Linked DNA regions of Homo sapiens: region 2 is linked to region 1. Evidence: read pairs that join two places in POLR2A ChIA-PET (ENCODE). Cell type or tissue: HepG2. All regions are shown on one strand. Each heading gives the region's core, and the rest is flanking DNA. Links, peaks and the distances in the headings are about the cores only. Region 1 overlaps PITX1-AS1 (PITX1 antisense RNA 1). Region 2 overlaps PITX1-AS1 (PITX1 antisense RNA 1).

Region 1 (15,553 bases), core at 3,797-11,796:
AATAGCAAAGACTTGGAACCAACCCAAATGCCCATCAATGATAGACTGGACAAAGAAAATGTGGCACATATACATCGTGGAATACTATGCAGCCATAAAAAAGGATGAGTTCATGTCCTTTGCAGGGACATGGATGAAGCTGGAAACCATCATTCTCAGCAGACTAACACAGGAACAGAAAACCAAACACCGAATGTTCTCACTCATTAAGTGGGAGTTGAACAATGAGAACACATGGACACAGGGAGAGGAACATCACACACCGGGGCCTGTCAGGGGGTGGGGGGCTAGGGAAAGGATAGCATTATTAGAAATACCTAGTGTAGATGATGGGTGGATGGGTGCAGCAAACCACCATGGCATGTGTATACCTATGTAAGAAACCTGCACACTCTGCACATGTATCCCAGAACTTAAAGTATACTTTAAAAAAAAAAAAAGAAGAAAAGAAAAGAAAAGAAAGCAAAAGGGAAAGGGAAAGGGAAAGAAAAAGAAAAGAAGAAAAGAAAAGAAAAAAAGAGAAAAGAAAAGGCTTTCCATTTGGGGTGGTAACAAGTTCCTGGAACTAGATAATGGTGATGGTGACGTAACATTGTGAACATACTTACAGCCACTGAATTGTGCACTTTAAAATAGTTAAAATGGTAATCTTATGTTATGTGTATTCTACCACAATAAACAAAACCAAAATTAAAAAAAAAATCTATAGTTTCTATTGTTGACAAAGTCACAAGTAACTCTATACTTCTGTGGGAGTTTTTTTGTGTTTTGCTTTCTGTTAGGGTTTTTTTTCTTATTGCCTACATTCTCAATCAAAAGGTGTACTAAATTTCACTTAAAGTCTAACGAAAATTAAAAATAAAGATGTGATTTTTTTTTCCATCCAAGTGGGAATCTGAATCCCATTCAGAGATCCTCTGAACACTATCCACAAAGCCCCTGGGAGTTCTGTGATCTGCACCCCTCACCTCTCTGCCCTGTCTGTGCCTCTCCTCCATGACGGCGTCACTCTAAGCATACTGGCCTCCCCTGCTGTTCCTGAAACACACTGGACACATTCTTGCCTTATGGTTTCTGCTTTTGCCCTTCTCATGATCTGGAAATACCCTGCTCCTGCCCCTCTCTACACAAATAACATCTACCTCTAAGTCTATGCTCAAATCTCACCGTCTCATGGGACAGAACATACCCTGTGTACCCCCAGCATTTCCTAAACCTCTAGGCCTGCTGTTTTCTGTAGCCTTTCTTACATTCTAGCATACTACATCATCCACTTATTTATTACAGTTGTGCATTCTCATTCTCTCTTCTCCTTTTCCTCCCTCTCCTCCTCTCTTCCCTCCCCAACCCCAATCTCTCCGTCTCTCCCTTCAACCCTTCTTTCTCCTAGAATGTAAGTTCCCTGAGGACAGGGATGGTTGTCTATATGTTTGGTGATATAGCATTAGCTCTTAGAATAGGGCCTGGCAGATAACAGAAACTCAAATATTGGCTGAATGAGAAATTAACAAATGAATGAACAGCCCACCTCCTCAGTGGTCTCACCCTGACACTAGTCTGCACCCTCAACTCGACATCTGATCACATTGCTCCTCAAATGTGCCAGGGACTCCATCACCTCTGGAATGGCCTTAGTGGGACCCTTGGGGCCTCCACACTTTCTGGTCCCTGTCCACCTCTCCAGCCCCATCTCAGCCTCTGGTCCTGAGTGTCCCATCTCTCTGTACCTACCTCTCTTTTACCATTTTTCCGTCTTCCACTTGTCTCTGTCTGCCTTTCTAAACTGTGAAGTCCACGAGACTCTATCTGGTGTAGTTCACCTTTGGGTCTCAAGCACCCAGCTCCAGGCCTGGTGCCCAGCTAGCACCAGGAACTGTTTGATGGATGAATGAATGAGTGGAACAACTAGTGGCTGAAGCAGGAGCAGAAGCCTGCCTGGGTGCCACTCAGGCGGCAGGCTCACTGACACCGAGCACATGCCCTGGGTGGGGCGTGTCACTCTGGCTCCTGACTGAGCGTTTCACCTGGGACCCACAGGAGCTGGTTCTCAGTTTGAAGAGATAATCCAGCTAATAACAGGATTAGTTCAGGCACATCCCCTAAACCATAGGCTTGAAACCTCTACCTGGGCAAATGTTTGGGGGGACTCTGCCAGGATCCCTACGCTCACCAACCACAGGTCCTTCCCCATCACACATGGCTCCTCAGCTCTGACAAGCCACCCATGGAGCACAGGCAGGGGCTCGGAGATGAGCAGCCTGGAGGCTCTGATGTCTCTAGTGCCACAAGTCCGCACGGCACTGCACTGCCAGCCTCCACCCTATGACACCACCTACTCTTCCCTGTGCCAAGGAAGGTGATTATGTGGGCACCGTGGAAAAGGAGACCCCAAGAGGACAAACACCAGTGACTCTGAACTGACAAGTGACATGTGGTAGCGCCTGGGAAAGCAGGCTCTAGGACTGTGCCACAGCTCACGTAGAGCAAAAGTGTCGCCATGTGTCTCAGTACTGGCATCCAGAGCCTGTGTCTAGCCTGGGCACTTCTGCCACCCTACACACCCTCATCTCCTGCCAGCTCCCTGACTGGAACAGACCCCAACTCCAGAGGGATGGCTGCAGGAGGGTTACACAGAAGGCTTACAGGGGTTGTGCTAGCCCATGGTCGAACAGCAGAGGGAGTGGAAATGTTCAAGGTTGGGGCTGAAGTCAGAGGGAAGCGGCCACATGGCCAGAACTGCCCAACTCCAAACCCCTCTCTCATTATGGCCCTAATTCTGTCACATGCTAAGTTAAGACCCTGGGCAATGTAACCTGTAAGAGCTGTGCCGTCTCATATGGTAGCATCTAGTCACCTTAGCCATTTAAATTTAAATGAATACTAATTGAAACTAAATAAGATTGACCATTTAGTTCTTCAGTCACACCACTCCCACTGCAAGGGCTCAATAGCCACATATATGCTGTTGGCTACCATATTGTACAGCACAGAATAGAGCATTTCACTCATCACAGATGAAGTTAAATAATATAACTGTTGTGAAAAAAGCTCAGCACAGTGCCCAACATGTAGTAGATGTTCAATATCCTCCACCCTTCCCATAAGCTCCAGACACTCCAGGGACTCCTCACTGCCCTTGCCATGCCACCTCCTTGAGGCACTCTTGGCTAGCAGCTGCTCAGTCCCCACAGCATGCCTGCCTTGGGTTTGGGAGATAAATCAGTATCCTCTGTGCTCTCCACTGCTACTTAGGGACTACGTCATCATCACCCCATTTTACAGATAGAGAAATGGCAGCCTGTAGAGGGTAAAAAACGTACCCATGGTCAGGAGACTGGATGCTTACAAAATCATTGAAAGGGCTAGAAAATGGGCTCTAGGTGGGCCCCTGGGAATGACTTCCAGAATCCCACTGAGCTGACTTGCCAATTTGGAAGTCAGGTGTTGTAGACAGAATAATGGCTCCCCAAAGATGTCCATGTCCTAATTCCTAGAACCTGTGAATATTCATTTTTGTGACAAAGGGAATTTAGGATAGCAGATGAAATTACAGTGGTAAAATGGCTTCCTTCGAGGTAAGGAAATTATCCTGGATTGTCTGGGTGTATCCAGTGACTACAGTATCCCAGTGTAGACACGAGGGTTCTGAAATGTGGAAGATGAAGAAGAGTCAGTGTCAGAGTGATGTAATGTGAGAAAGACACAACCAGTGGCTTTGAAGACAGAAGGGTCTTCTCTAGACCCTCCAGAAAGAAATGCAGCCCTACTGACATCTTTATTTTACCCCAGTGGAGCCCATTTTGGGCTCCTGACCTTCAAAACCACAAGATAATACATTTTTGTTGTGGGAATTTATTATAGCAGCCACAAGAAGTAAATACAGTTTTTGGTACCAGAAGCGGGGCTGCTGTAACAAATACCTAAAAGTGTGAAAGTGACTTTGAAACAGCAGTTGCACAGTCTAGAAGAATTGTAAGGAGCATGATAGAAAAGCCTAGGTTTCTTTGAACAGACTATTAGAAATATGGATGTTAACAACTTTACTAAGACTCAGAAGGAATGAGGAACATGGTAAAGAAAACCAAAATCACTTTAAAAAACACTTCAATTGTTGTGAAAGAACTGTTTGTAGAAATACGGATGTTGAAGGTGCTGCTGGTAAGGGCTCAGAAGAAAATGAAAAAATGTTATTCAAAACTAGAAGAAAGAGGATCCTTGTTATATAGTGGCAGAAAGTCAGTGGAATTGTGCCCTGCAGTTATGTAAAAGGCAGAAATTGCAAGTGATGAACTTGTGTATTTAGTTGAGTAGCAGTTCAAGAAAAGTGTTAAAGGTGTGGCCAGGTTTATTTTTGCTCCTTATAGTAAAATGCAAAAGAGAAGAGATAAACTGGGCAGGTGCGGTGGCTCATGCCTGTAATCACAGCACTTTGGGAGGCCAAGGCAGGCAGATCACGAGGTCAGGAGTTCGAGACCAGCCTGACCAACATAGTGAAACCCTGTCTCTTCTAAAAATACAAAAATTAGCCAGGCATGGTGGCACACGCCTGTAGTTCCAGCTACTCGGACGGCTGAGGCAGGAGAATAGCTTGAACCCGGGAGGTGGAGGTTGCAGTGAGCCGAGATTGTGCCACTTCACTCCAGCCTGGGCAACAGAGCAGACTCCATCTCAAAAAAAAAAAAAAAAGAGAGAGAAAGAGAGAGAAGAGGTAAACTGAAGGAAAAATTGTTTTTAGTTGTTGTTGTTTTTTGTTTTTGTGTATGTGTGTATTTTTTTTTTAAGGAAACATGACTTGATTTAGGGAAAGTCTCAGCCTATCTAGATTGTAAAAACACTAAAATTAAGAGTTACGTTCAAGAAAGTATGACAAGAGGCAAAAAATAAGAGTGTGGCTTGACAACCCATTGCTGGTACCTCAGAAAGATCAAAAGATTAGTCACACAAAAGCCTCTTTGAAAAGAGTGTGACTTATCTATCCTCTTGAATATCTCAGCAGAAGCCAAAATAGAGATGAGATTATCTAGGAATGACTGGTGGAGGAGGAGAAGACCTACAAGATTCTTAAGAATGTTATGCCAGCAGAAACACTGCAGTTTTTACTGAAGAGGGCTGAGAGGAGATGAAAAAGAAAAAAAGATTGTAGAACCTCTGAAAATCTCCAGGCAATAAACAGGCTGATAAAACTCCTCAGCTGCAAACAGATGCTACCTTTAATGAAAAAGAAAAGTTGACTCAGAAGGTGGGGTCTTGAACCCAGATGGTGAGCCAAGAATCACGGAGAAGCTTTAAAGCCAAATGAAGTTTGCCCAGCTGGATTTCAAAATTGCTTGGGACCAGTGATTCTTTTTTTCTTTACATTTTCTCCCCTTTTGGACAGAAATGTCTAGAACTATTACCCTATGCCTGTACCCCCACTATATTCTTAGAGTGGAAAACTTACTGAGTTTCACAGGTTCACAAATAAAGTGGAATTATGCTTCAGGATGGATTATACCTAGACAATGACCCATACCTGATTTAGTAAGGAATCAAAAAGCTGCCGCTGCAACTACTTGACATCAAGAACACACTGCCACAACTACAATCCAGGGGTATAAAAGTGCTGTCACTACCATGACTGCCTCTTAATACCCACACAACTAGAGACCAGACACTAGAACTCCAACATGGAAAATTCAACAGCTGTATGACCATGTTTACTGTTGCTATGTTTGTTGCCAAGACAGAAGACAGTCTCTACTTCATATCTGCCTTCCAAATCTCACACACATACATCTAACTGATAGAACCCATCTGCATTCATACTTTTGGCATAGGGAATCTGAGACATATACTTTTTAACATTTGTATGCAAGGTTTACTAGAAGGAGGGTGGTATGGATCTGAGTGCCAATTCATTTCACCCACCAAAGTCACCCATTATGCTAAGCATCATTTTATTTGATCTTAAAACCAACTTAATAAAATAGACATGATTATTTTCCTGATTTATAGATGAGGAAATTGAAGCTCAGAGAGTTTAAGAGACTCAAATAATACCACATAGCTAAGAAGAAGCAAGGATCAAACTCAGAACTCTCTGAATGTAAAGCTCATGTTGTTAACTACCACGTGCATTTTAGGGTCATCTTGATTTCTGAGGGATCAAAAATATAAGGTAGAAGTAGAGGATAACTGAGTTGCATATTTAAAGTAATGGCAAAAAAGAGGGTACACAAGAAACAAACTTGCTGGACCAAGTAAAGGAAGTAGAAGTCATTCCAATCATAAGTAATCCTTGAGTACATAACACATCAAGGTCTGCTTTAGGTGCTCGGGATACAATGGTTACCAAAACAGGCATAGGCATCTGCCCCGCCCCTGCCTGCATGGACTTACAGTCTGGAGGTAGAGATAGAGGTGTTAACCAAATAACCATACAGACGAACTGATTAGTACAACCATTGTGAGAACTCGTAAGGAGATAGCCTCATTTTATCAGTAGAAGACATAACTAGGAAGCCAGATCCATGTGGGAAGTCAGAGAATGCTTCCTTAGAGAAGTTACAATTATACCAAGAGACTTCTGCTCCCTTAGGAGGAGCTAGTGAACTTGAACCAACCTCCTACAGAGGATACCTGAAAAAGTCTGAATAAATTCAATTTTCTCAAAAGAATCAAAAAGCTATAACATGGCTAAGAATTACCACACCAAAATTTATAAAAACGTGAGGACATAAAAAAATAAGCCAAACCTTCAAAGCCACATTAGCCCTGAGGACATTTTCTGATCTGGAAGAAGTTGGTGGTGACCTTCTAAAATGAGGGGTACAAAAGTCAAAGTGTCAATTCCACCTATGTAAAATGAGCCCATAAAGGGGTTTACTCCCAGCATGAGGGTGAACTACAAATAAACTAGCCCTCTTGTGAGCCTGTAGCTCCTGTTCAAATAACCCGAGAGTTAAATGAATCTCATGTTTAAATTAACAGACAGCACTCCACAGCCCAGAGGAAGCAAATAAAATCCTCTCTGAATGAATTATTTCTAAAATAATTTAGCATTAATGACCAGCACATAGTCAAAAATAACCAGGCACACAAGGAAATAAGACATCATGAATCAAAATACTGAAACAGATTTACATTTCAGATAACAGAATTTTCTCAGAGTCTATTAAAAAAATTATGTTTATGATGTATAAAAAAATAAAAAACAAGGTAGAAAATATCTACAGGGACAACTGCTCTAAGAACCAAGAGATGAACAGGAGTTAACCAGATGGAAAGGAAAAAGAGAGGGATGTAGGAAGAAAGGCATTCCCAGCAAAGAAGCCAATAGTCTCCGCGTTCTATCCCACCATGAGGCCTCTGTATGTCAGATATTAAGAAAGAGGCCAGCATGGATGGAATGTAGAAAACAAGGGGACAGGGAAATAGTGTGGCATTGAAGAACTGAGATAAGCAGAGGGTGGATTCTGATAAGCATTTTGGCCTCTCTCCTGAAAATAATCATTGAATGTTACCATTGAAGGAGCCTTGAAAGGTTTCAAATAGGAGTTGGGCTAGACAAACTTGGATTTTTGGAGAATTCTAGTCTTCTGCTCAGCTCTGAAAGGACCTTCTCCCCTTTTTCTCTGGAAACTCACACAATCCCAAGATCCATACTGAGCCAACACTATTGCCCCATTGAGCAGGTGGTAACACTGAGACCCTGAGAGAGGCAATGACCTGTTTTAAGGGCCCTGTTGAGTAACCTAGGTCTGTTGGGCTTGCTTCATCTGGGGATACAGCATAGAAAAAAAAGTAGGTGGAGAAGTCTTTGTTAGCAGAGTCAACTAGAGGGTCCCATGACCTGAGGCCTGCTTAGACTAAATATCCGTACCCAGATATGGAGTCTCCCAGCACCATGGCCTTGAGTAGTCTGAGCTCCCCAGCAACATGAATCATACAACCTCAGCTGGCAAGGTAGAGCGTGTGTGTGCGCACACACATGCATGTATACATGGAGAAGGAGGGACAGGGTCTAAGAAGAAGGGCCAAGGTTTTCATCCCCAGTGCTGAACTGAGCCCAGACGTGCAGTATGGGTAAGGTTTCTAGGGAACATTTGCAACCCCTATAAATTGGGCCACATTTTATGGGAGGACAAACATACCTGCCTCCCCAGCAGCTCATGAAGCTCCTCCCTCCTCATGCCAGGTGGGAGGCACCGTAGACACATCACCCACCCAGGGCCCAGCCACTCCCACTCATACACCACTCATTTCTCCCAGGCCTTTGTTCCTGCATGTCCAGGAGCTGCCAGCCTTCTCCTTACTCCACAGCAGGCTCCTAGAGGATCCTGGACAAGTCTTGACCCCATCAGGAGCCAATACCCACCCCCATTCCCTGCTCTGAGGCTGCCAGCGGATCGCTACAGGGGAAGCAGGCAGACCACCATTGGCCCAGGCTCCCCAGGCAGTGGTGGGGCCTTTGAGGGGAAAGTTCATTGCATCAATCAGCTCATTGTTGGCCTGCCAAGTGCAGGCTCGTCCTCCCCCGGTGTGTCACTGGGCGCTGTTGACACAGATGTCAACTGTCAAGGGTGCCCTCCACCCTCCACCTTCTTCCTGGGGCGTCCTGCAGGTCCAGCACAAGGGCCTCTGTCGCAATGCTCCCCACTGGCCCCTTGCAACCAAGATTGCCACACCTTTGGAATTGCCAAAACTTGACTGGATACTTCATCATGCGGATTGGCCATGAAGGCTGCAGCTGACTCGGCCAGGTATGGCAGATACTTGACTGTTTGCCAGATGACAAATCCCAACCGAGTGAAACCTGCAGACTTCACAGTATCTATGGTGCAAGCTTCTTCCCGCCCGCCCAACAGAAGTGGCAGGTGGTAGCTTTCTGGGGCCCATTTCCAGCATGGGAAGGAGGAGTCCACATCCCCACAATCTGTGCATATATGGGCCCAGCCAGCCGGTTAAATCCATGGCAATGACTTAGCTGTCCTTGTTCCCTCCAGACCCATCCCACGCCTGCCTCCAGGAAGGGCTGGGGAGCAGTGAGCACATGGGAATCTGTGCAGTGGGACCCAAGGGGCCCTGTCCCGATTCCTGTCCTTCACTAGTCCCTGGGCACCTCAGGATAGAGGGCAGCTACACTGTGGCAACCCTCAGGCGGAAAAGACCACACAATTGCAGGCATGATGAGGAACCACCAAAATCACTTCATGCTAGGCCCCAAGGAAAGCTGTTAGAACCCAAGGAAAAATATATGATGCACAGGATACTTCACTCCCTAGATCACCATGATTCTGAGTTATTTGTCATGTTTGTGGATTCCAAGTATGTCCACATGCCATGGAGGAGGGAAGTACTTGGGCTCCCAATCTTGATGGAGAAAACATACTTACAAAGAGAGAGAAGAGAGACAGAGAGAGAGAGATTACAGCACAAGGTAGGAAGTGTGTCCAGTGAATGGGTCAATGGAAATCACAAGGAAGGAAAATCACTGTGTGCTGGAGTAGACAAGGAAAGCAGGCTTCCCAGTGGGGCTGGATTTGTTCCAGCATAGCCAGGTGCAATCTAGGAAGCGTGATGGCTTAAGCTAGAAAATGGGGACGAGCATACCACTGTGTGAGGATACTGAGCCTGGAACCACAGACTGGCTGAGACTTTCTGGTGCAACCCACCATCGCCACTGTTGTCCAGGTAGGAAGACCAACGCCTGCAGGTGAAGGGACTTCCCCAAGACCACTCAGTCAAGTGGGAACTGGTGCCCAAGCCTGGATCTGAGGTCAGTGCCCCAGCCACCAACAGAGATTGCTGTACATGGCAGAAGATGATGCCCTGGGCCCTTTCTCAGGACATGCTGTTATGCACATGGCTTATGATCCCTTCCCAAGATCAGGCAGGATTTAGTACCTGGAGCCCAATCCTACAGAGCTGTAGCAAGAGGTTGGGGAGAAAAGACAGGAGTTAGGAGCCAGACAGCACCCTGGCCTAGCTCAGGCCAGGATAGGCTGACAGGATAGGGCTTTAGGTCTTCCCATTTTGAAACCTCTGTGAAATAACTATTTTGAAATCTTGCTCAATTTTGAAATTTCTGCAAGATAAAACCAAATCTGGTTGTGATGAGTTGATACCTTGATCATTGGCCTGGTATGTGGTAAACTGTCTCCCCTGTCCTCATGACCTTGGGGGCTGGCTCTATGAGCCCTACACTGTAGCCTGTCAGCAGGACAGGACCTGGCACAGTGTGGGTCTCTGCCCTGGGAAAATGCTGCCAGTGGGAGTCAGCTGCCTGGCATAACAGAGGAGACACACCTGGACTCCCTCCTCAATGCTCGAGCTCCAGGCCCTGTGTCTATCATGAGGCTGTGGCACATATTAGTATACGATGGACACGTGTTGCCCTTGTGGTCCCAATACCAATTCTAAAAATCATCCAAGCACCTACGGTTTACCTGCCAAATGCCGTCAAGTCCACGGTTTCCTCCTTCCAAAAAGCTCCACCAGTTGAACCAAGGCATTGCTTGGGAAGAACTCTGAGCTGCGCAGACCACAGCCTTGGCCCATGACCCAGGACAATCTTAAAAGAGGCCCAGGGCCCAAAGAAGCTAATTGGCTTGCTTTTCCACTGAAGGGAACAGGTACCCTGGACGCTCCCACAGCCAACCACATAGAGACCATGTGGGAAGCTCCTGGTTTGATGGAAGCCACTGACTTTTCTTTCTAGAAAGTCCTTCAGAGAGCACATCTTCTCACCCCCACCTCATCATACCTTGAATATGGGGCTGCTGCAGTGAAGAATATCCCAGAAGGCCAGCCTATTTTTTAAGTCAACATTTCTTCCCTGGGACAGAACAACCAATGAGGCCAAGATGAGGATCTACACAGGTGAAGTGGTCAAGAGTACCCAGGGCTGGTATAGATGACGTGGAAGTAGCAGTGGTAGGTCCACCATAAGATGCCTCAGTTGACAGAGCTTTATCTTTCTTTCCCACCCGGATAGAAATTCAGTCCTTTTCCACTGCAGCAGAACATACAACCCTGCTGGTTATGCAACTCAGGTCATGATTCAAGTTCTGTGTGCATTGGGCAGTTTAGTCATGTTTGAGAAATACCTCCAAACACTGTTCACTCATTCAACTGACTTCTCCTGAGCACTTACTAAGCCACAGGCTAGGAACCAGAGCAGCGCCCAGTCCAGCGGGAGCAGATGAGGGCCTTTCCGCTGGGAAGGGAGCAAATGGAACACTCTCTCTCTTGAGCTGTGCCCACCTTCCACGACTCCCTCCGAGGCCAATCAGGCACATCTGCCAATCGCCAAGACCGCAGAGCACAGTCAGGAGATCATGAGTTCTGACCTAGAATCAGCCACACAAACAGCTTCAACCCTCTAGGCCTCGACTATCCCATCTGTATCATGGGGATAAAAGGAGCTGCCCTGGGTAGCACCAAGAGCCAACAGGAGGAGGCTTAAACAACAAAGGTGATGCCCCTCATCATCACTGTTGGATGACTCCTGCAGAGGAAGGGAGAGGGAGCCAGGGACAAGGGTCCCCTCCTTAGGAAGGGCTCTCAAATCTGTCCTCACGTCCTGTCAGTGCACACCTACCCTAAACAAGTCTCCTGGCTAGGCCACCTCCCCCTCTTCTCACCAGAGCTGTGCCACAACCTAGACTAGAGCTAGTCACCCTTCCCGCCCCAGGCAGAGGCAGGAGAATGACACAACTCAACACCCTGTTTAATCCTGCTCAACTTCAACACTAGGACGGAGTTGGGGAAGGAGATAGGTCCTCACTGTGACTCACTTGCAAACAAGGTCACTACCCACAAGACCAGGACTGGTCTGACCTGGAGGTAACCCCAAGAGTGTGAAGGAAGGTCCTCTCTCCACCTTAAAATCTCTCTCCCAATATCTGCATGACTTCAGTTCATACCACTAGGTTGAATTTCTTTGGATGCTAGAGAGTTTTGGAGGCTTGAGAGTTCCCTGTTAATAATCACTAACATTTTTGGCAAGTGAGCAAGTCATTGTACCAAACACTAATTTAAACCTCATAACAAACCTACAAGGCAGGTATTCTTCTTATGCCCATTTCACAGATAAGCAAAAGGAGACAAGTTCAGAAACACGCCCAAGGTCACACAGCTAGTGAGTGGCAGACCCAGGAATTGAACACAAGCTGTTCGATCGTAGAGCCCATGATCTTAATCTTCACACCTTAACCCACCGGGGACTTAGCTTAGGAAGATGATTTATAAGCCATTTTCCAAAAAGCCCTAGAGTTGCATGGTGGCACCTCAGGAGCCACCAAAGGCAGCAGAAGGAGCAGAGGGTGAGGCTCCAGTCCCCTCCCCCATTTTAACCAAAGCAGCTTTCTTAAGCAGAATCTTAATTTTTAAAAAGAAACAATTTCTAATTAGTTTCTAATTTCAATCTAATTGTAAAAATAGATCTCACCAATTGCTTGAACCCAGGAGGCGGAAAGTGCAGTGAGCCAAGATGGTGCCACTGCACTCCAGCCTAGCGACAGAGTGAGACTCCACCTCAAAAAAATAAAATAAAATAAAAAGATCTCACCAGCAAAAACAGTTCTGAAATTTTCCTCTTTAGGAAAACCCCAGCTCATACTTTATAGAATTTCATTCCCAAGGGATCTTCTTCTGATATGGGGGATAAGACACAAGGGAGGTTTTCAGGAAAAACTTAGAAGTCTTCAGAATCTAGCCAAGAGTCATCAAACTCAGGGCCTTGGAAACCAAGGGTCTCCTCCTTTCTTCCCTAAGCCTCTTGGGTCCAGAAAAGAAAATGTGATCACAAGGTCCAGAAATGTGGCTGGCACCAGTAAATAGAGTAGGGAACCCAACTCCTTCCACCAACACACATAGCCACACACTCTCTATTTCAACCTGTCCTCCGCAATGGACTCAGATGGGGTGACCCATGAGTGATCTTTGACCCCTGATCAGCCACAGCCACTTATGGGGCACCCGGGACATCCACGTGGGAGCCATGAGCCCAGGATCCTCAACTGAAAGTGAGTCTAGGATGGACAGAGGGATCATGGCTGTGATGGGGCCCTGATCTCGTCTCCCTTTGCATGGCGACAGAGATGACCTTAGAGGACAGGCCAGGACGGAGAACAGTTTTTGGAGAAAGGAGTCAAGACACCCTCTGGCTTCCCAGCCCATTGCCAGGGCACAGAGAATCCTGGAGCATCATGGACAAAATCCTGGGAAATTATACATGGCTCATAACTGGGCTTCATCTCCTCATTCCCTCTCCTGGCCCTCCTTCTCCCCTGAAAGCTGCCACAAACCTCTCAGCCTGGACCTCTGAGGAACAGCCATGTTCCTTCCTGCTTTCCCACTTTTTTTTTTTTTATACTTTAAGTTCTAGGCTACATGTGCACAATGTGCAGGTTAGTTACATATGTATACATGTGCCATGTTGGTGTGCTGCACCCATCAACTCGTCATTTAACATTAGGTATATCTCCTAATGCTCTCCCTCCCCCCTCCCCCCACCCCATGACAGGCCCTGGTGTGTGATGTTCCCCTTCCTGTGTCCATGTGTTCTCATTGTTCAATTCCCACTTATGAGTGAGAACATGCGGTGTTTGGTTTTTTGTCCTTGCAATAGTTTGCTGAGAATGATGGTTTCCAGCTTCATCCATGTCCCTACAAAGGACATGAACTCATCATTTTTTATGGCTGCATAGTATTCCATGGTGTATATGTGCCACATTTGCTTAATCTAGTCTATCATTGTTGGACATTTGGCTTGGTTCCGAGTCTTTGCTATTGTGAATAGTGCCAATGCCTGCTTTCCCACTTTAAACTCCCCACCCCGGGAAAGAGGCATCAAAACCTGGAGAGAGCAGGGGACAGTGTGGCTAAATGAGAACCACACAGGAGAAAGACACAGGAGTGGGTGCTCGATGGCCACAACAACACCCAGCCAGAGCAGGCTACTCCAAAACACCTTCACTTCCACGCGGCTCAATCACTTCTCAGAAAGCCGAGTGTCTCCCTCCCCAACCAAGGGCCCCCATTGATAGGCATGGCTCTGGCCCTATGAGGCATTTGCACAGCTGTGGCAAGGCTGCTGTATTGCACAAGATCCAAGTGAAGTTCAATTTGGAATCAAAAAATGCTATGTTGGAAGAGCTACACCCCCTGGAACGTGAGCCCTCCCACCCCAACCTATGGTTCCAATTTCCCCAAGAGATAACCTGGATATCATCTGATTGGTGATATTGCAGGGGTCAGCTCAGAGAGACTGAGGGTCTTCTGTAAGATACAACAGGTCCCTGCATTGCTCCTGTCCCCAGAATGAAGAGGCAGCAGCCAGGAAGAGGCACAGGCCTTGCTGTACACAGAGACAGCTTTGCTCTCATCTCCCCCACACACCTGCAGCACCCCCAAAGCAGCCCTATGTTCCCCTCAAAGGACACCCAGGTAAGATGCTGAGGTCTGAGAGGGGTGAGTACATCAGTCTGTCCATTCAACCCACTTGCTCAGCTTAATCTGCCCTCCCCATTTAACAAGGGCTCAAAAGAGGTTTCACCAGCCCCCACCACCCAATCGGGCGCCTTTCTCAAACCCCACACTGGCAATTACTTCCAATTACACAATGTGACAAGGCTCTGGGGCCTGGGCTCCTAACTCAGGCCCTGCATTATGAAATGTTTTTAATCCTCTTACTTAAGGTGGAAAACCGATATGGTGCTCTGAGTTCACGTGAATGACTGGAAAAATAATTCTAAGAAATAAAAACATTGCCATCAATATCACCTTACAGCCTCCCTGAAAGGATTAAAAGGATGCATACTTTGAATTTTCAAATGCCCCTGCTGAACTCTTTTCGAGGCTTTTTGATGCAGACATTCCTCAGAGGGAGAGGGACTGAGTGGGGATTCCCTGGTGAAAAGAGTAGTCCCTCCATGGCTGTGGGGTGAGGTCCATTAGCAGGAACCCTAGAGCCCGCCAGCCTGTGCCCATGGCCACAGCCAGGGCTGCGTGGGCCTCGCACTCTCCCAGAGCAGCCGGGGTGCACAGACTGGGGCTCCCCTATCCACGCAACGCTGCCCAGAGCCAAAGCCTACACGTCCCTTATCCCTAAGGCAGGTCCCACCTCACTTGGCTGGGAAAGATCCCTACTGCCCTGCCCCCAGAATGCCCAGGCCTCTGGACATTCCCACAGGCCACAGAGATAACCCTCTCAATAAGGATGGAGATTTCTTGAGTAGCTCAGGCCCTGACAAGGCAGGAAGGCCCCTGCATTCCCATTAGCACGTCCTTAGCACACAATGGGCTCCCTGATTTCTTCACCATGAGCTCTGCTATCAGTCCTTGCCAGGCTGCCATGCCATGCTGAAGTCATGCATTGGCCACCCAGCAATAGGTGGGCAGGTGGACAAGCGCCAGGACATGCCCTTCAACGCCCAAACCCAGCCCACGGCCTGGCCTTTGGATGGAAGGGAACAGCCCAAGACCAGCAGGTACAATTACAGTGGCTGGGCCCATTAAACCCTGGGAAGAAAGAGCTGCCTGGTAATTACCCCTAATCCCCTTCGAGTCT
Region 2 (15,553 bases), core at 3,808-11,807, 110 kb before region 1:
CTAGAAATGGATGCTGGTGATGGTTGCAAAACAATGTGAATATTTAATGTGAATGTGCTTAATCCCACTGAACTATACACTTAAAAATTGGTAAATCTTATGTTATGAATATTTTGCCACAATTGTTTATTTTTTGAGATGGAGTCTTACTCTGTCGCCCAGGCTGGACTGCAGTGGCACAATCTTGGCTCACTGCAACCTCTGCCTCCCGGGTTCAAGCGATTCTCCTGCCTCAGCCTCCCAAGTAGCTGGAATAACAGGCGTACACCACCATGTGTGGCTAATTTTTGTATTTCTAGTAGAGATGGGGTTTCACCATGTTGGCTAGGCTGGTCTCGAACTCCTGACCTCAAGTGATCCTCCTGCCTTGGCCTCCCAAAGTGCTGGGATTACAGGCGTGAGCCACTGTGTCCAGCCGACAATTTTTTTTTTTTTAAAGTCTGGCTCCTCTGCCTCCCCTCAGGTAGAGAAAAAAGTGGAGACTAATAGAAATAAGGTGCTTAGCTCTTCCAAGGGAAGGCTGCATAAGGGAAGGCTGACAGTGGAAATGAAGCCCAAGCCAAAAGCTGCCTACCTCCTGCCAGCCCCCAAAGCCATCTGTGGCCCCTTTAGCCCCCTGTCGATAGGCTGACCACATGAACATAGGCAAGAGGAGATCTTGGCGAGGGGGAGCTCTTGGCGAGGGGGAGATATTGGCGAGGGGGACATCTGCCATGCTCATGCCCGCCTCCCAGAGGCCATGGAGTCCAATCCTGCCTGGCCATGCCCAGAAACAGTGGCTGCTCCAGACCCCTGCTCCAGGTCCTCAATACAAAGAAATAAGTGCAGAAAGGGGAAGAGGGAAGAGGGAATTAAGTCATCCTCAGCTTTCTCCCAGGTTTCACTGAGAAGAATCAAGGCAGTTTTTGGGCCCATTGCCCAGAGACAAAATAGGAGATGAAAATATTTATTTGTTCCTAAGGCTCCAGCAATCCCAGGCTGAAAAGCCCACCTTGGTCATAACTTACTGCAGCTCGGCTGCTTCCAAGGCAGGCCCTCCCCACAGGCAGCCTCCCCCTCGCTTGGCTCTTGGGGAAGATGTTCCACTGCCCCACTGGGTGGGGGGAAAAAGTGGGATCCCTGCCCCAACAGAAACTGAATCTATTAAATAAGAATTATCCCCTATTGGCATCAGGGAGCCATAAATAGCCCAGCCGCCCCAGTTGAATCACCAGAGCTCGCACTGTGTCAGCGTTTCTGTATAAACCGGAGCTTGCTAGGGGATTAGCTCACAGCCATAAAAAATTTGCTCCAGGCTGAAACTTGGCCTAAGGAAAATCTCAGCCCGAGAGTAGACTCTGAAAAGAAAGCCAGGCGACACCACCCCCGAGCCTCCTGAGGACGAGGGTGCCGGTGACCAGGACCTCTTACACTGGGCTCTGTGGTCACCAGCACAGAAGTAGTCAGCGATTTCGTGCACCAGTTGGGGTTGTCATAATTCAAAATTTGGGTTGTTTTTATTTTTCAAGCTAAAAGAAGGGGCATTTTCTGCTATGAGAACTTTGAATAGATCTGACTTTGAAAATGTGTAATCCAAACCCTCCCCTTTTCCCTCTGACAGTTAAATATCAAGCAAAAAGAGATTTGCCTCAGCAGGGAGCCAGTGCCCGTGTTGTTGCCTGGGACACTGTTGGGACAGTGGGTGCTGCCTCCCACCCCAAAGTTTTGAAAGCAAGGCCTGGGAACCCAATAGATCAGAAGGGTAGAATAACTCCATATAGGACACAGGCGTAGTCAGTGGGAAAAGGATGTTTTGTTTTGTATTTTTCCTCCCCTATGAATGGTCAGTCCGACACCATCTATTAAGTAAAGCCAGGCCCTTCCACATTCCATGTACATAAATAACTTCCTGGTAGATTCATGATCTAAATGAAAAGAAAAACTATTAAAAATATTTGAATAAATTTAAAAGAATGTATATGTAAAGCCAGAGTAGGAAGGGCTTCATAAGTCATTTTTAAAAAGTCATGAAGAAAGAGAATGTTTTAATATTTAGACAATATAATTAGTTTTACATTTTTAGGAAGCCAGATTTGTCATAGATAAAATGAAAACAATAGATGGGAGAAAATATTTGCAATACATATGGCAAAGGGTTTATTTACTGTCATAATAAAGGACTCCTACAAATTAATAAGAAAAAGTAAAGAATAGCAGAAAAATAGACAAAAAACATGAAATGGCAATTTAAAGAAGATAAAATGCAAGTTGCCAACAATGATAAGATGTGAAACTCCACTGGTAGGTAGGGAAATATAAATCAAAACAAATGTGAACCACCAGATGGACAAAATTAAAATAGATTGGTAATGCCCAGTGCTAGTAAGGGTATGGGGAATAGGAGGTCTCATTCATCACTAAATGTGATGAATTGCTACAACCTTTAGGAAAGGTATGTGGCATTTTTTTTTTTTTTTTAGACAGAGTCTCACTCTGTCACCCAGGCTAGAGTACAGTGGCGTGATCTCGGCTCACTGCAACCTCTGCCTCCCGGGTTCAAGCAATTCTCCTGCCTCAGCCTCCCGAGTAGCTGGGATTACAGGTGCCTGCCACCACACCTGGCTATTTTTTTTTTTTTTTTTTTGTATTTTTAGTAGAGACTGGGTTTCACCATGTTGGCCAGGCTGGTTTCGAACTCCTGACCCCAAGTGATCCACCTGCCTGGGCCTCCCAAAGTGCTAGGATTACAGGTGTGAGCCACCGCTCCCAGCCAGCATCCGGTAAAATTTAAAATACCTGCAGTCTCACTTTAAGGAATATGTCCTTTAGGCCATATCTATAAGAATGCTTATTGCAGCTTTGCTTGTTAGGGCCAAAAATTAAAAATGAATGTCTACCAGTTAAAATGTTGAAAAAAGTATGTCTGTGCTATCGAATATAAATATGCAGCTATTGGAAAAAAAGAATATTTACATTTACTAACATAGAAAAATGATGGATTTTTTTCATTTTTAATTCCTCATATAACACATTCTCCTTTAACATCTTCTGCTTTATTAGCGAGTTTATCTCTTTTTCTTATTGTTCTTTTATATCCCTTCATATTTTTCAAAAGTTATTCATATGTATCTGAAGGTTTGAATTTGCCCATGCCCCTTACTGATAGGAGAGATGTTTTTTCAGCAAGTTTACTAGCTAATGTAATACCATGATGTGGCATTCATTAAAAACAATGAAAGAATGTAATGTTTAACAGGAGCAAATTTTTATTTTTTTAAAAGAAGAAAAAGGTAAAATCTCTAAGTATGCACCTATATTTTTATTTAAGTTTTTGCATGAAGAAAGGCATAGAGGTAATCACCATTTACTGTTGACACTGTAACTTCAGGGGGATGGGATTGAAAAGGGGGACTCACAAAATAATTGATTTTTTCCTTATCCATCTTTATGCTGGGTTTGGCTTTTTATAGCAAACATATATTAGTTTCATAATATTTTAAGTAGGAAACTTTTCAGTCACACCAAAATACAAAGTTTATTGGTAGAGGGGAAGTGGCTGCAGAACCTCAAGGCATGCTTACTATTAATAAATACTATGGCGTACACTCGTCAATAGCCACTAAGAAGCAGCCAGAGAAGTGGCACAGCTTCTACACACAGGAGTTCACAGACAAGGGAGACAAAATACATGATGCTTTGAGAGAACAATTTTTAAAATCCATAGGGTGCAGGGGCAGACAAGATATGAGCCTCAGATATGAGGGCTTCATGGTAGAGGCTTCTAAGGCCTTGAGAACGGGAGGACTTGGATAAATGGGGGATTAGGGCCGTGCAAGAGATAATGACGGCATAAACAAAAGATCTCTGGATCTGAATGAGGTAAGGAGAAGCCAAGGGCCTAAGGAAGGGCCTGGCACACAGTAGGTGCTCAATAATGCTTCCCAAGCTCTGCCTGGGAAACTTCCTACTCTTCAGAAGGTGGCACTGGTAAAAAGAGTTTGCACATCAGTCTGAAAACCGCCTATGCAAGGGACTCATTTTGGTTTCCCTTTAAGAGCCTGGTTCTCTAGGGAATGATTCACAACCAGACCGCCCTCTGCCCCGAAATACTGAGCCAAAGGCAGCCTCTCTGCATGTCTGGGAGCCCCACCAGGGAAGCACAAGCCTGAAAGACTCACTTCTAGGGTCACAAGAACAGTATTCACACTGGGGCCCAGCCACGGTCAGTTCCCACAGCCACCCCCAACTCCAGGTCAACTCACCCCCATCAAAACACACAGTCAGTTGCTATCATCCCAGGTATTAAAGTTCCCGGAGAGCAGCAACCACATCTGTCTGCTCACTCTTCTACGTCCAGTGCCCAGCCAGAGTGGGTGCTCAGGGAACACACACTGAATTAATGTTTGTTGAGAGAGTTGGTCTTTGCAGCTGAAACCTCTGACTTTTCTCTCTGGTCTCTGGCAGACGGATACTACCACCAGGGTCTGGGAAGTAAGAGGTGGAATCTGGGGGTTACAAGACTGATAAACAATGTTTTGTTTTTGGGGACCAAAAGAAAATAGTGACCCACAGCAATATTCTTAAGAGAGTATTTGAACTATGGAAGAGGGCAGGCTGTGCGTCATTTTCAATGAGGAAGGAGGAAAGGGGAGAGTTTGCAAATTATTTTCACCGGAGGCACAAGCAAGCCGTCTGTTTCACACGTGATTTCTAAAGGAGGAATGAGGAAAGAGGACAGTTTTCCCACAAGCACATCCTTAGTGAAAAGCATGGCGGTTTATTTGTTTCAAGCCCAGGAATGTCTTGGTGGGGTTTTGATCCTAGATTGCTCAGGAACAGCAAGGCCAGCCATGAAGTGAGACTCATCCCCTTCCTGCCAGTCCCGTCTCTCAGCCTTCAGATTATTCATTCCTAACCAGGAAGCGGACAGGCCTCCTTGCTACAGTGCATGTGAATACCCAGGAGAATCATGCCCCCAGCTCCCTCCCCATCTCCAGTTCACAACGGGAGGTATTCACTTCATCCTGCTCAGCCTGCGCCCCTTCACTGTCCTAAGAGGGTGCAGGAAAGACAGACAGGAGCTCCCAGGCACACACAATAGAGGGCTCGTCCAAACCACCCCCTTATAAATTCTAGCTCAAAACCAGAGTGTTGAGTGTCCACTCAGCATTAAGCCCCATGCAAGGAAAATCTGCTCATGGACTCCGAGCTGGCAATCCCCAATCTGAGACTTGTGGCTTCCCTCCCAGAACCCACGAGAGTGACGGCTCCTTCTTCCCTCCGAGGCACTCACTGCTTCTCCCAAAACACCAAAGTACTGGCTCTCTCTCTTAATTTCAAAATCTTTGGCTTTAAAAATGTGTGCTTTCTGCTCAGAGGTACCAAGATCCCTTCATTTATTCAACAAATATTTAGCAAGTGCTTCCTGTGAGCTAGGCTGTGATCTTCACAGTGATGAGGTAGCAGTGAAGAAAACAGACAAAAATCCCTGCCTTTCAGGGCTTAAATTTTAGCAGAGGAGGCAGAAAGAAAATCTAATTAATAAATAAGTCATTTACCTAAGTGCTCTAAGATCAAGCCAGGCCCAGGCGTGGCGGGGTGGGAAGGGATCATGTTCAACCGGGTGGTCGGGAGGTTCCTTCCCAGCTCCTGCCTGTCCAGCCTTTATCTTCCTGCCGAGATGGTGTTATTATGGTTCCCAAATGTTTGAGGTTCAAGTGAAGAGTTCATCTGTAATGGGATTATTTCTCGCCCTGTTTGCTTTCATTACAGACCCACTCTCTCCAAGCATGAGAATCTAACCTTACCGAAAGCATATTTTGGTAATCTGATATAAACTAAATTTAAACTTTGACCTCCAACAATAAAAACGCTACTTTCCTTCTCTGAAGACCTGAAATTCAGATTAAGGGCCTGCCAGCTTCACTTTCCGGGTTTCTAACTGACTTCTAATTAGATTCTAAGCTTTACTCAGAAGGGGCTGGGGACGGGCCGGGGCCCATGGCGGACGGCAGCCAACTGGCCTGGTTTCTCCTCATTCCCATTAGAAGTCAGATGCTTCTAGCTTTCCCACACCCCGAATCCTGTGTTTTTGGTATTGTCACAGAGTACCAAGCTAGTGCAGAAAACTCAAAATAAAATTGCTGTCTCAAGCTACATTGCAAATTTGCTCTGATCCCGTTTTGCACGAACTGCTTTAATCCTGCTGCGGGTAAAGGTTAAGTATGAGCTTACTCAAATCTGCCCCCACGTCATGTTCTAATTCCTGTAGGTTATCTTAGTTAGAAATTAAGGCAAGCAACTGCGAGTCCACATGGGGGCTGTCTGCGGCCAGGGCTGCTCCCTTCGTCTAAGCCTTCAACAGCCTCGCCTGCCACCCCACTCGTGAACAATTTTCTGTTTTTCAGAGCTTGACATTCATATGTTGTTCAGGTTTGCTACACACAAAATTAATGCCATGCATTTCTTTTTTTTTTTTTTAAGAAAGAAATTAAATAAATGTCACAGTCTGGACCAGAATAAGCAACTGAAAATTCAAATTCAGGGATGTCCTACATTAATAACTATTCACCGAGGAAGCATTTCCTGTTTATACATTGAGCTAATGAGAATCCATCACTCCTGTCAAATACACTGAACACCAAATTCAAATGTCAAACCAAATGTAAGAGGTCACACATTTCCTTTGCTAACTAAAAGTGTAATTCATAAATATTATTGCTACCAAACTCTCCATCTACAACATTTGTTTAGAAATATGCACATGTAATATAAATTGTGATTAAGTTAAATGGGTATATTATTTCCTGTTTTAAGGGCTAACAGCAGCATGAATTATGCTTTACTGCAAAGAAGGGCTCAAGTCACAAGCGGGTCTGCTCGAGCCCAGCCCCACATTTTACACCCCCAGATTGTTTTTTGCACATTCATTCATAAATACTTTACATTACCCAGCCGCACTGATAACTTTCACTTCTGCTGCCTTATAAAATAGCTCTTACTGTTGAAAAGGTCAGCTAAATGGACGTAAACTTTGTATCTAGCTACACTTAAAAATAAAAGTGGAAAAACAAAGAAGATTTACAAAGCCAGGGTCTTCATTTACCTCCATAAGCACAGTACCAGGATTCAAATTAAACTGAAACTTCGCATCTGTGGCATGATTTAGTGAGATGAGACTTGTTAGCCTGGGAAGTGACAACACAGCATTTTAACTTCCAAAATTACCAGGGAGTACAGAAACAATTGGGAAGCGACCTTTCATTATTTTTGTCAGCAAATAAATTCAACTAATATCCTTAGTTCAAAAAACCTGTATACACATTAACATTTGTATTACTTTAGGAGGACAAAATGTATTCTAGCAAAGAAAACAAGGAAAGCAGAAAAAACAGAAATAGATTCTCACCTAACAACCTGATAGGGAAATGTCCTCATGGCATTCAAATAAAAGGGTGAAAAGAGAGACCAGAATCAAAGCTGACCCTTCCTGGTCATGCTCCGGCAGTTTAAGAAAGGCGTATAGTTTCATCCCCCCCGCCACCCCCAAAAATTATTACCAGTGACCAAAAATAAATAAATAAATAAAATTTTAAAAGCAAGCAAATAAACCCTACCCTCCCAGGCCTAGATTGAGAGGTTTTCTCCCTATAGGCAAGCAGGAGAGCTTTGCTCCAAATCCTAGCAGAGCCAAGCCAAATGAATCCCACGTCCACATCAGCGAGGCCTCTGGCCGGGTCTCCCTGGGCCAAGCCCACGCGGAGGAGAGCGGGTGGGTCAGGTGCTCCTCGGAGGAGCTCTGACTCATCACTGTGTTCCAAACCCTTTCAAAGGGGAGCCGACCTGATGCCATCGTGCCAGACAATTTTGCAATGAAACTAAGTCTTTGATGTCACAGACTGAGAGAGAGGGATAAGCTGGGCTCTTGAATAGATAACCGGGATGACTCCCAGCTTTTGAAGTCTAGTGAAGAGCATTTCATAAACTCCAGATTTAGAAGCAGATAATTAACAGATACCATTAAGGCTCGTATCCGTGGCTATGGCTGTGACCGCTGCCCCACAGCCAAGACGGACACCCTGCCCACGTGTCACGAGGCAGGCAGGGGCCCAATCCTTACCTGCCCTGACTTCCCTGAAAGCTTAGGCTGAATGGGCAGATTTTGGTTCAAGAACAGGTGCTTCTGGAGGATAGATTTCTTTAAAGCATGTAGCCTTCATTCAATATTTCGAATTAGGCTTCTAATAGTTTTATCCTAGCACTTGTCCATCATACTATGATAGTTACATCATCGGTTATATTAAGTGTAGCAACTTCAAATTTGTTAATTGTGATTTGAAGTCCAGTGAAAGAAATGACTTTTATCTCACATTTTTTATTAAAGTATAATTTATATAAAGTCCAGTGCTCAGGTCTTAAGTGTTCTGATCAAACAGTTTTGATGAATACACATAAAGCCACAGGACATTTCTCACACTTCCCAGGCAATCTCCTATCCCCAGAATCAACCACTGGTTTTATTTCTGTCATCGTAGGTTAGTTTTTCCTAGTTTGGATTTTCTTATAAATGGATCCCATCGTATGCACATTTTCATATGCAGCTTATGTCACTCATCATATGTCTGAGATTCATCCATGATGGTATTAGTTGTTCATTCTGTTACACTGCTTGGTATCCTGTTGCATGACTAAACCACAGTGTCTTTATCCATTCCTCACTCATGGACAACTGGGCCGTTTGCCAGTTTTCGATTTTTACGAATGAAACTGCTATGAACATTCTTATACAAGGATTTTTGTGGAAATATATTTTCATTTCTCTCATGTAAATACCTAGGAATAGAAATGCTGGCTATAGGTAAGTGTATTTTTAACTTTTAAAGGAAGTATTAGTTTTCCAAACTGGTTATACCATTTGACACTCTCACCAACAATGCATAAGAGTTCCAGTTCCTCCACATCCTCTCCCACTTTTAGTGTCATCAGTTTTTTTCACTTTAACCAACTTCTAGTTGATATCTAGTGGTCACTAACTATAATTTTAATTTGCATTTCCCTGATATCTAGTAGTTGGTGTTTAAAACTTTTTCCTGTGTGTATTGGCCACTTGTATATCTTCTTTAATGATATTTCTATCCAAGTTGTTTTGCAATTTTTAATTACATTGTTTGTCTTTTTATTGTTGAGTTGCAAGAATTTCTCTATGTATTCCGAATGGAAGTCTTTTGTCAGAGATGTGTTGGCAAATCTGTGGCTTGCCTATTCATTTGTTTTAACAGTGTCTTTGATAAGCAGAAAGATTTTATTTTATTGAAACCCAGTTAATCAAGTTTTGCTTTTATGGCCTGTACTTTCCATGATTTCTTTAAGAAGTCTTTGCTACCTCAAGGTTACAAAAATACTCTGTTTTTTTCTAGTAATTTTATCACTTTAGTGTTTGCATTTAGATCAATGACCCATATTGAACTGATTTTTCTATATTATTAGAGGTAAGAACAAAGTTTTTTTTCAAATTAATATCTAGTTGTTTCTGTACCATTTGTTGAAAAGATTTTCCTTCACTACTGAATTTCTTTGGCACCCTTGTCAAAAATCACTTTCCCATATATCTTGGGTCTATGCATGGACTCTATTTTGTTCCATTTGTCTTTTAACCCATCCTTTCATCCATACCACACTGTGTTGATTAGTGTAGTTATATAGTCAGTCTTGTGGTGAAGTAGGGTAAATATTCCAAATTTGCTCTACTTTTTCAATATTGCTTTGGCTATCCTAGGTCCTTTGCCTTTTCATATAAATTTTAAAATTATTTTGTCCAAGATAAAAGCTTGCTGGGATTTTATTTAGGATTGGTCAGTTTGGGAGAAGTGACATCTTAATGTTGAGTCTTCTAATTCATAAACATGTTATATCTCTTAATTTATTTAGGTCTTTAATTTCTCTCATCAACATTATATAGTTTCCAGTCTTTCATATCTTTCATTAAATTTATCCTTAAGTAGCTGAATTTTTATGCTACAATTACTATTTTGACATTTTCATTGTTAATTAATTGTTCATTGCTAACATATGGAATTATAATTTAATTATATCCTGCAACACTGCAAAAATAAATTATTAGTTCTACTTTTTTTTTAATCCCTTAGGAAACTCAAAGCAATCTACAGATTCAATGCAATCTCTATCAAAATACCAATGACATTCTTTACAGAAATAGAAAAAACAATCCTAAAACATATATGGAATCACAAAACTATCCTGAGCAAAAAGAATAAAAACTAGAGGAATCACGTTGCCTGACTTCAAATTATTCCACAGAGCTATTGTAACTAAAACAGCATGGTACTGGCATAAAACCAGACAAATAAACCAATGGAACTGAATAGAGAACCCAGAAACAAATCCACACACCCACAGAGAACTCATTTTTGACAAAGGTATCAAGAACATAAACAGGGAAGACAGTCTTTTCAATAAATGGTGCTGGGAAAATTGGATATCCATATGCAGAAAAATGAAACTAGACCCCTATCTTTTGCCATATACAAAAATAAAATCAAAATAGATTAAAGACTTAAATTTAAAACCTCAAACTATGGAACTACTACAAGAAAACATGGGGGAAGATCCTCAGGACACTGGTCAGAACAAAAATTTCTTGAGTAATACACCACAAGCACAGGTAACCAAAGTAAAAATGGACAAATGGGATCATATAAAGACAAAAATCTTCTGCACAGCAAAGGAAACAATCAACAAAGTGAGGAGACAACCCACAGAATTGGAGAAAATACTTGCAAACTACTCTCTGACAAGGAATTAATAGCCAGAATATATAGGCAGCTCAAACAACTCTATAGGAAAAATTCTAATAATCTGATTTTAAAATGGGCAAAAGATCTGAATAGACACTTCTCAAAAAAAGATATACACATGGCAAACAGTCATATGAAAAAGTGTTCAACATCATTGATCATCAGAGAAATGCAAATTGACACTACAATGAGATAGCATCTCACCCTAGTTAAAATGGCTTATATCCAAAAGACAGGCAGTAACAAATGCTGGCAAGGATGTAGAGAAAAGGAAACTCTTATACACTGTTGTTGGGAATGTAAATTAGTACAACCACTATGGAGAACAGTTTGGAGGTTCCTCAAGAAAACTAAAAATAGAACTACCATATGATCCAGCAATCCCACTGCTGGGTATATATACCCAAAAGAAAGTAAATCAGTATATCAAATAGATATTTGCATTCCCGTGTTTGTTGCAGCACTGTTCACTATAGCCAAAATTTGGAAGCAACCTATGAGTCCCTCGACAGATGAGTAGATAAAGAAAATGTGGTACAGATACACGATGAAGTACTATTCAGTCATAAAAAAAAGAATGAGATTCTGTCATTTGCAACAACATGACATGGATAGAACTGGAAATCATTACACTAACTGAAATAAGCCAGGCACAGAAAGACACACATTGAATGTTTTCACTTATTTGTGGGATCTAAAAATAAAAACAATTGAATTCATGGAGATAGAAAGTACAAAGATGGTTAACAGAGGCTGAGAAGAGTAGTGGGAGGGTAGGGGAGGGTGAAGATGGTTAATGGGTACAAAAAATAGTTAGAATGAATAAGACCTAGTATTGGATAACACAACAGGGTGACTATAGTCAATAATAATTTAATTGTACATTTTAAAAAAAACTAAAAGAGTATAATTAGATTGTTTGTAACACAAAGGATAAATGCTCAAGGGGATGGATACCCCATTTTATATGATATGATTATTATGCATTGTATGCCTGTATCAAAACATCTCATGTACCCCATAAATATATACACCTACTATGTACCCACAAAAATTAAAATAATTTTTTTTAAAGTTAAGAATTCCTTAGGAATTTCTCTGTACAAAATCATGTCACTTATAAGACAATTCTACATCTTCCTTCCCAATCTATATATCCTTTATTTCTTTTTCTTATATTATTGCTTTGTCTAAGACTCCAAGTTAAATGCTGAATAAAAGTTGTAAGAGAGACATCCTTGCCTTGTCTCCAATCTGTGGAGGAAGGCATTCAATCACCAATAAGTATGTCAGCCATAGGTTTTTTGTAGATGTTATTTGGCAGATTGAAAAAAGACTCTTCATTCCTAGTTTGCTGAGAGTTCTTATCTAGAACGGATGTTGGGATTTGTCAATTGCTTTTTCTACATCAAAATGACCTTATAATTTTTCTCCTTTAATAAGTTAATGTGGTAAATTATATTGATTTTTTAAATGTTATACAACCTTACATTCCTGAGATAAACCCTACTTTATCTTTTTCTTTATATTATGGGATTTTATTTGTTAATATTTTGTTAAGGATTTTTATCAAAGATTTAGTTATGATAATGAGAAACTTTGGTTTATAACTTTCTTTTCTATAATTTCCTTGTATGATTTTGGTATCAAGATAATTCTAGCCTCATAGAATGAGTTGGAAAGTATTCTCTAATATTCTATTTTCTAAAAGACTTGGTGTAGAATTGATATTATTTCTTCCTTAAATATTTGAAATAATTTGCCAGAGAAAACTAGCTGGGCCTAGATTTCTGTTTGTGGGAAGTTTTTTAAATTACAAACTCAATTTATTTAATGACTATAGGGTTTATATTTCCTATTTCTTCTTGGGTCCATTTTTTAAGTTATGTTTTTCAAGGAATTTGTCCCTTTCATCCAAATCATTGAATTAATTGTCATAAAGTTATTTATAATATGACTACATTATCCTTTTAAGGTCTGTAGGCTATTTAGTGATGTCCCTTCTTTTATTCTTCATAGTGGTAATTTGTATCTTCTGACCTTTTACCTTCATTAGTTTTCCTAGGTGTTTATCAATTTTATTAATCTTTTTAGCAAACCAATTTCAGTTTTTGCTGATTTTCTTGATTATTTGTCTCCTACTTTATTGCTTTCTACTCTGATTATGGTTTAGTTAACTCATCTCTTTTAGCTTTTTAAGGTGGAAGCAAAGGTCATTGATTTTATACCTTTCTTATTTTCTAATATGAGCATTTAAAGCTGTACATTTCCCTTTAAATTTTGTGTATGCCAAAGATTTTGATTTTCATCATTGTTATCAAATTTTGATTTTCATTATCAAAATATTTTCATTATCAGTAAATTTAAGATATTTTCTAAATTCCCTCATGATTTCTTCCGTGACTTGTGGTTTATTTAGTCATGTGTTGTTTAATTTCCAAACATTCGAATAATTTTTCTAGGTATCTTATTGTTATTGATTTCCACTTTACATTTCATTGTGTTCAGAGAATATACTTAGAAATTCAATCTAAGAAGTTTATGGAGACTTGTTTTATGATCCAGTTCATGATCTCTTTTGAGAAATGCTTCACATGCATTAGAGAAATATGTGTGTTTTGCTCCTGTTAGGTGGAGTAATCTAAAAATGTCAATTAGATCAGGTTATCAGCAGTGTTGTTCAACTCTTCCATATACTCAACTAGTTTTTCAGCCTATTAATTACTGAGAGAGGGTATATTAAATTCTTCAGCTATGATTGGATATGTATAATTTCCTTTAATTTTATCAATTTTTGCTTCATGTATTTTGGAACTTTGATATTAGGTACAAAAACTTTGGGGATGTTTATGTCTTCTTGATTAATTAAGCCCTTAATAGCATTCTGTTTCTTATATCTTTTTATCAACTTGAAGTCTACTTCACCTGATATTAGTTTCACCTGTTTTCTTATGCACAGTATTTGCAGGTTATCTTTTTCAAATACTTTACTTTCAACCTGTTTGTGTCTTTATATTTAAAGTGTATTTCTATAGTTGAGTCTTGCATTTTTATCCAGTCTGACAATTTCTGCCTTTTAATTGGGAAGGTCAGTCCCTTTATATTTAATGCAATTATTCATCTATTTTGATTTTAAACCAAATTTTGGTTTGGTTTTTATCTTCTATGCTCTTTGTTTTTATGTTCCTATTATTTTTAGGATGAAACGTATTTTTAGTATTTCATTTTAGCTCCTCTATTGACATTTTAGTCATGCCTCTGAATTATTTTTAGTGATTTCTCTAGTGACTGTAATCTTTATCTTTAATTCCTCACAGTTTGCTTTCAAAAAAATATTCTATTACTTCCATTTTCTTTCAGCCTACAGAACTCCTTTTAGCATCTCCTGGAGATGGCTTCTTTCTGGTTTTTTCTGCTTGAAAATATCTTCAATTCACTTTTATTTTTGAATGATATTTTTATTGGATATAGAATTATAGGTTGACAAGATCTTTTGTTTTTTCCGGTAGCATGCTGAAACTGACATACTTTATCCTTTGTTTTCAGCAATTTGACTGAATCTGCTTGGGATTCTCTAAGCTTCTTGATAAGGCATATATTTACTCTTTAGTTTTAGAAAATGTTTTATTCTTTTATCTTTGAATATTTCTTCTTTCATGTTTTCTCTCACCTTCTTCTAGGACTCTAATTATATATAAGACATTTGATATTATACCATAGAACTCAGATACTATTTTTTATTCTTTTTTCTTTGTTTCAGATTGGATCATTTCTATTGATGTGTCTTTAAGTTTTTTTCTCTTGTATCCAATCTTCTAATAATTTCATTGACAGCATTTTTCATGTCTGACATCATGTTTTCTATTTTTTAGCATTTCTATTTAGATCTTTTTTTATACTGTTTTCATACCTCTGCTGAAAATCCCCATGTTGCCTTTTTCCCACTGGATCCTTTAGCATATTTATCTTAGCTACTTTACAGTCCCTGTCTGATAATTGCAACATTTGGGCCAACTTTGATCGTTCTATTGACTATGTTGTGTCTTGACAAGTGATCATATCATTGTTCATTTGTTTGGGGGTGTGTATGTGTTTGGTAAGTTTATATTGAATGCAACACATTGTATGTAAAAAATAGTAGCAATGAGGCAAATACACCAAAAAATGGAGAATTGTCTTCCTCTATCAGTCTGTTGATGCAGGAAGCTGAATTAGTATCTAATCTGTATTTGAGCTGGGTTTGGACTGTGCTATTGTTTTAGTTACATTCAATGCACTACAATCTTCAGATTCTCTTACTGGTGGACTATTGCTGGCCCCCACTTAGCATGAAGCCTAGTGTAATAAAGAGTTTCTCTCAATTCTCCCGTACCACCTTAGACTTCAGCAGGCTCTGCACTGTAGAAGAGGTCTCTCAACATTCCTGCCCCTCTCCTACTGTTATACTACCATCTGGTGCCTAATGCAAGGCCCAGCATTCAGAAGGATTTATTTAGGCAGCCCTACATACCTGGGCCTTAGAGAGGATCACTCTTAACTCTCCTCTCTCTCCCCTACGTGACATTATCTCGCACTCAGTGCAGAACCTTGAGCTTGGGCAGGTTTCTGGCCCTCACCCAGTAGCAGATAACAGCTGCCTTATACTCGGTGCAAGATCCTGAGTAAGACCTGGTTTTCTGCCCCTTTCTCAGCAGCAGATAACCACTGACTCTTGCCCATGCATGGTCCATGAGGGTTTCTCTTGGTTTCCCTGCCCTAGC

The links. ChIA-PET counts read pairs that join two places held together with the same protein. Peaks named below come from ENCODE experiments on the same cell type or tissue, not always from the same donor. Only the 100,000 strongest peaks of a DNase experiment are listed, where the experiment ranks them.
Region 2: POLR2A ChIA-PET joins it to region 1 with 13 read pairs; 2 of 35 experiments call an interaction of 5 or more read pairs at or near these places.

Annotation. Positions count from the first base shown.
Region 1 is chr5:135,149,994-135,165,546 of GRCh38, reverse strand. The region is part of intron 2 of PITX1-AS1 (PITX1 antisense RNA 1); the gene reads right to left. Among named protein-coding and RNA genes, the nearest start is that of LINC02900, 90 kb to the left of the region's middle. In HepG2, for the core only: no CTCF peak of the experiment used is centred there; DNase peaks (open chromatin) are centred at 6,346, 7,816, 8,566 and 11,056; H3K4me3 peaks cover 558 bases.
Region 2 is chr5:135,255,716-135,271,268 of GRCh38, reverse strand. The region is part of intron 3 of PITX1-AS1 (PITX1 antisense RNA 1); the gene reads right to left. Among named protein-coding and RNA genes, the nearest start is that of LINC02900, 15 kb to the right of the region's middle. In HepG2, for the core only: a CTCF peak has its summit at 6,304; DNase peaks (open chromatin) are centred at 6,216 and 7,858; H3K4me3 peaks cover 2,742 bases.